Regions from separate parts of the Homo sapiens genome. Here region 2 is linked to region 1. A link is a loop called in an ENCODE intact Hi-C map of the cell type or tissue named here. Cell type or tissue: GM12878. All regions are shown on one strand. Each heading gives the region's core, and the rest is flanking DNA. Links, peaks and the distances in the headings are about the cores only. Region 1 has its middle 710 kb from the start of LINC01052. Region 2 has its middle 850 kb from the start of LINC00355.

Region 1 (4,405 bases), core at 156-4,155:
AACAAGGAAACTATTACAATTGAGAAGCTTGAATTCCTAACTATATCATGTCTACAGTACATCTTATTACCGAGTTTTAGTTAAGAGAGGGGGAAAGAAGAGAGAAAGAGAAAGATGGAGAGAGAGAGAAACCTAAAATACAGGAGACTTTGTACCTGAAAGAAGTTTCTTAGATATCACGTGAAAATTGTTAAATATACAGATATGTTATTTAGTTTTTCTTTAGGAATGTGCAATTATCTTTAAGTTGAATATCTTTTATAATGATGATAGAGCCTATCATTTGTATATTACTTAGTAGATATTTTCAATCTATTTTTTCACTGAAGATAAAGGTTATTTATTAAAATTATTTAACTTTTAATTTTGAAATAATTATAGATTTATAAAATTTTACAAAGATAAATAGTACAGATCGTTTTCCAATACCTTTTTCTCTATATTAATGCAAGCATCTTACATAACTGTAGTACATTTGGAAAAAAACTAAGAAATTACCATTAGAAAAACACTATTAAACAAACTACAGATTTTTTTCTGATTTCGCAGATTTTCACTGCCTTTTCTTCAAATACCCAATCTAGGAAACCAACTTGCATTTGACCATCAAGTATCTTTAAATTCCTCCAATCTGTGGCAGTTTCTCACTTTCTACTTGTTTTTCATCATCTTGAAAGTTTAAACAAGTACTGGTCAAGTATTTAATAGAACATCCCTTGATTTGTATTTGGCAGGTCTTTTTATCATGACTAAACCAATAATATAGATTTTTGAAATAATACCACATAGGAAAACTGCCCTGCTCATTGCATCACCTCACGGTCTACATGATAGTGACATGTTTAGCCATTTAAATCATTTTATATTTTCTCTTTTGATGATGATTTTATTTATTTATTTATTTATTTATTTATTTATTTACTTCGAGACAAGTTCTCACTCTGTTGCCCAGGCTGGAGTGCAGTTGCAATAATCAGGGCTCACTGCAGCCTCAACCTCCAGGGCTCAAGCCTCCTGGGTAGCTGGAACTACAAGTCCATGCCAACATGGCTGGCTAATTTGTTGTGGTTTTAGCAGACACAGGTTTCACCATGTTACCCAGCCTGGTTTGCAACTCCTGGACTCAAGCAATCCACTTTTCTTGGCCTTCTAAAGTGTTGAGATTACAGGCGTGAGCCACTGGGCCTAGCCAGTCACGATATTATTAAAGTAGTGTGAGTAGACAATTCACTTTGTAATACATTTATAAATGAATTGTTCTAGTTTATAATTTTTAGTATTGAATGTAGAATTCAGATAATTTTTTAAAAAATAAGTCCAATTTCTGACTCCCAATAAAGCTATTGAATGATGATTTTAAATTTGTAGTACACTCTCTATGCTACATTGACAGGAGTACAGATGTGTAAGCAATCCTAAAATAAAACACATAGCGTATATTACTTGTAAAGGTTAAATTTTCCCCATATCTCTACTCTCTTTCCATTTTTGATAACTGAAATTATTGACAGTACTAATATTCTCAAATTTGCACATAGATTTAAATCTGGTGATAATCCTAAATTTTTACTATACGTACTTAGTCACTGGGCCCTGAAAATCTTTATCTCAGCCACAAAAACTGAAAATTAAATTAACAAATTTGCTTTTTTCATTCTGTTTCACCCATAGTCATTATATAAATAAAGAGTGAAATGAGCAGCAAATTCATCAAACTTTAACAGTAACAGAAGAGAACAGAAACAAATACTGCCCTGGTTATTAACATTTTACCACTTGAAAAGGCAGTATAGCAAAAGCAAACAGTTTTTTTCTTTTCAATTTTTCTAGAATACAATAGTAAACTGCTATTTTTGTTGTTTGGGGGTTTTATGTATTTTATTTTTGTTTCTTTTTAGGATGATTGCTTTTTTCTCCCACACATTTTTATAAGTGTCTTGACTTACTGATGCAATTCTTGACCACAAGCTCACTGCTTTTATTATTAAAGCAAATGGATTCATTGCCTGATGCGCTTGAAGCCGGTACTATGACACCATGTTTCTGAGAAAGGGAAAGCTTTATATTGAAAGTCAATTCACAAAGAGACAAAGGTCAAGCTCAAATCTGTCTTCCTGTGCTGGCTTCAAAGCGGTGTTTTAATTACAAAAGTTTCAGGTAGTAGAATCTGAGATTAGCAGGTTAAGTGGTGGAAGGAAAGGGGAGGTCTGGAAAGTCCTTGGGCATGCACAATTATCTCTTCATGCTACCTGATCAGTCACACGTACAATTTTGAGAGTAGTAAGTATAAAACATATGGTGGAAATTCAGGCTGTGCCATCAGCAAGCTCATTCTTCACAAACTCCAATTGCCCATCTTAGTTTCAGTAGATTTCAGCCAGTTTTTTCTTGATCTCACACACAAGGAAGAGGGAGTTTCAGTAATTTGCTTATTTTCCTTTTTTTTTTTTTTTTTTTTTTTTTTATGAGACGGAGTCTCACTCTGTTGCCCAGGCTGGAGTGCTGTGGCGCCATCTCGGCTCACTGCAAGCTCCGCCTGCCGGGTTCACGCCATTTTCCTGTCTCAGCCTCTCGCTGGGACTACAGGCGCCGGCCACCACTCCCGGCTAATTTCGTTTTTGTATTTTTAGTAGAGACGGAGTTTCACCGTGTTAGCCAGGATGGTCTTGATCTCCTGACTTCGTGATCCGTCCACCTCGGCCTCCCAAAATGCAGTTGTTTATTTTCTTATCTGGTATCCTGCAACCTCAAAAGTTTTTCTTAGTTACTGGTTTCCTACACTTTGAAGCAGTTTCAGTTTCAGCTTTTCAGCAAGTTGTTTCATTTTTATCTGCTACCTTGTAAGCCCAATAATTTAGTCATTGGATTATTTAACTCTTTGAGGCAAGGTTTCACTTCTTTATATTTGTCTGTTAGATTATAAAGAGCTCTTAACATTGAAGTTTTAAAGTCTTAGATCTTAGATATGCAGGTTATTTCCTATGTGAAATATGGTAAATCATTGAGCATTTCAAAGTCATTGTTCTCACTTGTAAGTGTAAACCAAAATAAAATTCTAAGTCCCCCAGCTGACTAATGGATCCTCCCCTCAGCCAAGCTCAAGTGGGGAGTCAAACATGCCTCACAAACATCAACACGAAGACCTTAGGAGTGATAGGACAGACTCTGTAAGTCTGATATAAAATATTTACAATGTATTTTCTCTGAAGCCTGCTACCTGGAAGAGTCATCTGCATAATAAAGCCTTGATCTCCACAACCCTTTATTGTAACCCAGACATTTCCTTTCTATTGATTCCAGATATTTAGATAATTCATTTAACCAATTGCCAAACAGAAAATGTTTAGCTCTACTTGTGACCTGGAAGTCCCCCGCTCCAACTTGTCCCGCCTTCCCAGAAGGATCCAATGTGCATCTTATTGATTTGTGTCTCATGTCTCCCTAAAATGTATATAACCAGCTGCACCCTGACCACCTGGGGCACATGTGGTCAGCACCTTCTGGGGCTGTGTCAGGGGTGCATCCTTAGCCTTGGCAAAATAAACTTTCTGTTGATTGAGATCGTCATAGGTACTTTTGGTTTACATAAGGAATTGTTATAATATTGCTTTATTCCTTTGATGGGTTTGCCAAAAGAAATAAAAAGTGTAGATAATATTTATTAGTAGTAAAACAATGTGCAAATATGTAGGACTGCCTGGCTTGATGAATGGATAAATAAAAGGATGGAAAAAGGACTGGCTGGATGAATGAACAAGCAAATGGGTGTAAGTAACAGATATAATTCAAAGTCACCTGCAATGGCTGTCACCTTGGGACACCTAGGCTTACTTCGTCACCCTGACAGACTGATACGATCTGATGTCATAGTGGAGGTATAGAATTTTCATCCTTTCTACATTTTCTACCTGCTGTTTGGTCAATAGTCCCAAATACGAAACTGAAACTCATCTGTGTCTCACGTAGCCTGTCATTTCAATTTGATTAAAAATCAAAAAGAGGCCTGGCACAGTGGCTCAAGCCTGTAATCCCAGCACTTTGGGAGGCTGAGGCAGGTGGATCACGAGGTCAGGAGTTCGACACCAGCCTGGCCAAGATGGTGAAACTGCGTCTCTACTAAAAATGCAAAAATTAGCCAGGCGTGGTGGCGGGCACCTGTAATCCCAGCTACTCAGCGGGCTGAGGCAGGGAACTGCTTGAACCTGGGAGGCGGAGGTTGCAGTGAGCCGAGATTGTACCACTGCACTCCAGCCTGGGCAACAGAGCGAGACTCTGTCTCAAAAAAAAAAAAAAGAAAAAGAAAAAGCCAAAAAGATCTCAGCATCTGTTTCTTCCATTGTCATTAAACTGTATTTTTAATTAAGGTTATAATTCCTCTCTCACCATTTTATAAAGTTTACTTTAA
Region 2 (4,405 bases), core at 319-4,318, 230 kb after region 1:
CCCACAGAAACTGGGAGATAGGGACACTGTATTCATTGATAATTACATTCCAAAGGGAAGGCTGCCAATCCCTGAGAAAGTCATTCCTGAGTTTTAAAAATGGAAAGAATATTTTGAAAAAGATGTTTATATCAAAGAAGCCGAGCATAAATTTACAGTAACAAGTTTTTAATATAAATGCTGTAAGAAAAGGGAGCTCTGGGGCCTAGAGTTGGGAAGAAGCCTGTCTGACATTCAGTCAACCTGAAGAGACTATTAAAACCATCTCGGTCATCGAATACCACAAAAACCTTGAAAAGTCACTACTCTAAGCCTTTTTTTTTTTTTTTTGAGATGGAGTTTCGTGCCGTAGCCCAGGCTGGAGTGCAGTGGCATGATCTTGGCTCACTGCAACCTCCACCTCCCAGGTCCTGGTTCAAGCAATTCTCCTGCCTCACCCTCCTAAGTAGCTGGGATTACAGGCACGTGCCACCATGCCCAGCTAATTTTTGTATTTTTAGTAGAGACAGGGTTTCATCATGTTGGCCAGGCTGGTCTCAAACCCCTGACCTCGTGGTCCGCCCGCCTTGGCCTCCCAAAGTGCTGGGATTATAGGCGTGAAACACGATGCCCAGCCACTAAGCCATTTTTAAGAAAGAAGAAGTTAAATTCTTCATTGATCCCAGAACAACTTGCATATGAAAGAGCCAATGAAGAATGCAAAGTGTTATATTACAAGTAGTTCAGTTTGTGAAATCAAACTCACAAGAATTAGAGATTTTACAAACTATAGAACCATACTTATTGTTCAAATAGTTTAGACAATTGTGAGATATAGATGAAGCATGGAGCAGTCTGAAACTTTCAGTGTCCTTTCTCAGTTCCTTTTTCATTACATTATGGTAAATTTCAGTCCAGATTTAACATACATGGATTTATATAATGCTTGCACTAAAAACAGCTATTTAGTCTTGGATCATCTCCACTTTATAGTCATTATTACATAACTTACATGATATTTTTTGGCCTGGTGCAGTGACTCATGCTTGTAATCCCAGCATTTTGGGAGGCTGAGGCTGGTGGATCACCTGAGGTCAGGAGTTCGAGACCAACCTGGCCACCATTGTGAAACCTGTCTCTACTAAAAATACAAAAATTAACAGGGCATGGTGGTGAGCTCTTGTAATCCCAGCTACTTGGGAGGCTGAGGCAGGAGAATCACTTGAACCTGGGAGGCGGAGGCTGCAGTGAGCCAAGATTGTACCATTGTACTCGAGTCTGGACAACAGAGTGAGATTCTGTCTCAAAATAACAATAACAATAACAATAATAATAATAATAAATTTACATGACATTTCTTAAGAGCCATAGTTCTGTTTACATACAATAAGCAAACTATACAGATGCTGTGGTCTTAATGTATCCCCCCCATAATTTATAAGTTGAAATCCTAACCCCCAGGGTGATTGTTTTAGGAGATGGAGATTTGGGGAGCCATCACAAATGGGATAAATGGGGCCTTATAAAATAGGCCCAAGAGAGCCCATTCACCCTATCTACCTTGTAAACACACAGAGAAAAGACCCTTTCAACATGCCAGGAAGTGGCCCTCACCAGACACTGAATAATATGTCAACAGTTTGATCTTGGATTTCCCAGTCTCCAGAAGTATGAGAAGTAAATTTTCATTGTTTAACCTAACTACTTTAAGGAATGTTATTATAGCAGCTTGAAGGAACTAAGACCAGAAAGGCATGAATCTCTTCCCCCACAGAGGAGGTAAAGTCCTTGATTAATGTTTACTCTTCCTCTGGTATTCCAAAACTTAAATACTATGCAGTAAAATTAACACTACTTAAAATAATGATACAAAGTCAATACATCTTATGTTACATGATAAGGGAATAAAACATAAAAGGGAATGAATATATTTGCTTAATATATGTATTTATATATACACACAATAATATTCATAATAAAATAACAAGAAAATACTCATCACAATTATAGTTCTCATTTCTGTAAGCGCTTTTGTGATGCTAGATGGTACTTATAACTACCTTCTATTGCCCATTCTTTATTCTCTTTGCCTTCACCAAGCACTTCAGCTGGTTGTGGTTCTTTATCCAAACAAGGGACCCAAACTTTCATTCCTGAAGAGTCTGAGCTACTTTCAATCCCTTCTGGAATGGGTTGTTATGGTTTTCCATAGATCTTATTCAGGCAAGGTAATACTAAGATATACCCTAGGGCATCTACAGTATTACAGACATACTCTTCCTTATCTCCCTTGTGGAGTATTAGCCAATTTCCTCTTGGTAGTCTGTATCAATCACAGCAGCAAACACTATAATTCCTTTCTTGGCTTGTAGACTCAGAGGCATCTGAGCACAAAGTGGCTGGGGGGAAATCTGCACTTCAAATTGAATGGAAACATTCTACCAGGAATGCTCCTGGTAGAAGCATTCTTCTCTCTTAAAGATCTAAAAGATTTCTAAGATCTCCAGACCAGCAGAGCATGACGTTGTGGAAAAAGAAAGCAAAAATTCTGTGACTCACTAAGGGTAATGGTGAGTAATGCCATTTCATTTTCACCCCTTGATTTCTGTACTTGCACATACTAGCTACTGGAGAAACAGCACCATATATTGAACACTAATTCAAAGCATCTACAGGCTTCTAGAGATCTCTGCTCTAGCTCTTTAAGGCAGGGGTCCCCAAATCCCAGGCAGTAGACCAGTATTAGTCTGTGACCTTTTAGGAACCAGGCCACAAAGCAGGAAGTGAATGGTGGGCTAGCTAGTGAAGCTTCATCTGTATTCACAGCCGCACCCCATCACTTGCATTTCTGCCTGAGCTCCACCTCCTATCAGAGCAGTGGTGGCATTAGATTCTCGTAGGAGTGTAAACTCTATTGTGAACTGCACATGTGAGGAACCTAGGTTGTGCACTCCTTATGAGACTCCAATGCCTGATGATCTCTCACTGTCTCCCATCACCCCCAGATGGGACCATCTAGTTAGAGGAAAACAAGCTCAGGGCTGCCACTGATTCTATATTATGATGAGTTTTATAGTTATTTCATTATGTATTACAAGGTAATCATAATAGAAATAAAGTGCACAATAAAGGTAATGCCCTTGAATCATCCCACAACCTCCCCTGACCTCTGGTCTGTGGAAAAATTATCTTCCACAAAACTGGTTCCTGGTGCCAAAAAGGTTGGGGACCAGTTCTTTAAGGTATGGACACCTAGAAGACACTATAACTGAGTCTGTGAAAGGTTATTTCACTATTCTGTGATTCTAGCTGCCTTAGAATGGTGGAAATCTTGTTAATATCGGTGAATTCCATGAACATGAGCCCATTGGCACAGTTCTTTAGAGGTGAAGTGAATTCCTTGGTCAGAAGCAATGTTATGTGCAATACTATGATAGTCGATGAAGAATTATTTAAGCCCATAGATAGTAGTTTTAAAAAAGCACTAAATGCAGTAAAAACAAAACCATTGCTAGAGTAAATGTCTATTCCAGTAAGGATAAAACATTGTACTTTCCATGATGAAAACTATTCAATACAATAAATCTGACACTAGTTAGGTGGCTTATCATCCCAGGTAATGGTGCCTTAAGAGGGGCTGATTGTGTTTGTTTGTTTGTTTTTTGAGATGGAGTTTCACTCTTGTTGCCCAGGCTGGAGTGCAATGGTGCGATCTCAGCTCACTGCAACCTCCTCCCAGGTTAAAGTGACTCTCCTTCCTCAGCCTCCCAAGTAGCTTGGATTACAGGCATATGCCACCATGCCCAGCTAATTTTGTATTTTTAGTAGAGACGGGTTTCTCCATGTTGGTCAGGCTGGCCTTGAACTCCTGACCTCAGGTGATCTGCCCACCTCGGCCTCTCAAAGTGCTGGGATTACAGGTGTGAGCCACCCCGCCTGGCCTACTCATTGTTTATCTCTGCTGCTGAACTCACTCAAAATGCAGCTTTTCAGGTAACTCAGTAAATGAGCCAGAGTAACACACCCAAATGAGAAATATGTTGTCTCTGAAATAAAAATAGTCCCACTAAACATTATGAGACTTTCTTGTTTGTGGGAGGAGCCAGATGCAACAACTTTTCCTTTACCTTAGAAGGGCTATCTCAGCATGGCCCCCACTGAAACCCTAACTATTTCACTGAGATTAGAAGGCTTCTGAATTTTATTAGAATTTATTGCCCACCCCCTGGCATATCTTCCCAAGAAGTCTATTGTAATTGCTACTTCTTCCTCTCTAGGTCCAAACAACATAATGTCATCAATGTAATGTACCAGTGTGATACCTATGGAAGGGAAAGGCACTCAAGATCCCTGTGAACTAAATTATGACAGAGGGCTGGAGAGCTGATATACCCCTAAGGTAAGAAAGTGAAAGTGTCTTGCTGGC

What was found. Peaks named below come from ENCODE experiments on the same cell type or tissue, not always from the same donor. Only the 100,000 strongest peaks of a DNase experiment are listed, where the experiment ranks them.
Region 2: a loop joins it to region 1, with 3.0 times the contacts of the local background. A loop is called at or near these places in 1 of 110 quality-filtered maps.

Annotation. Positions count from the first base shown.
Region 1 is chr13:65,152,558-65,156,962 of GRCh38, reverse strand. No RefSeq gene overlaps it. Among named protein-coding and RNA genes, the nearest start is that of LINC01052, 710 kb to the left of the region's middle. In GM12878, for the core only: no CTCF peak of the experiment used is centred there; DNase peaks (open chromatin) are centred at 2,062 and 2,832.
Region 2 is chr13:64,927,280-64,931,684 of GRCh38, reverse strand. No RefSeq gene overlaps it. Among named protein-coding and RNA genes, the nearest start is that of LINC00355, 850 kb to the right of the region's middle. In GM12878, for the core only: no CTCF peak of the experiment used is centred there; a DNase peak (open chromatin) is centred at 2,526; H3K27ac peaks cover 208 bases.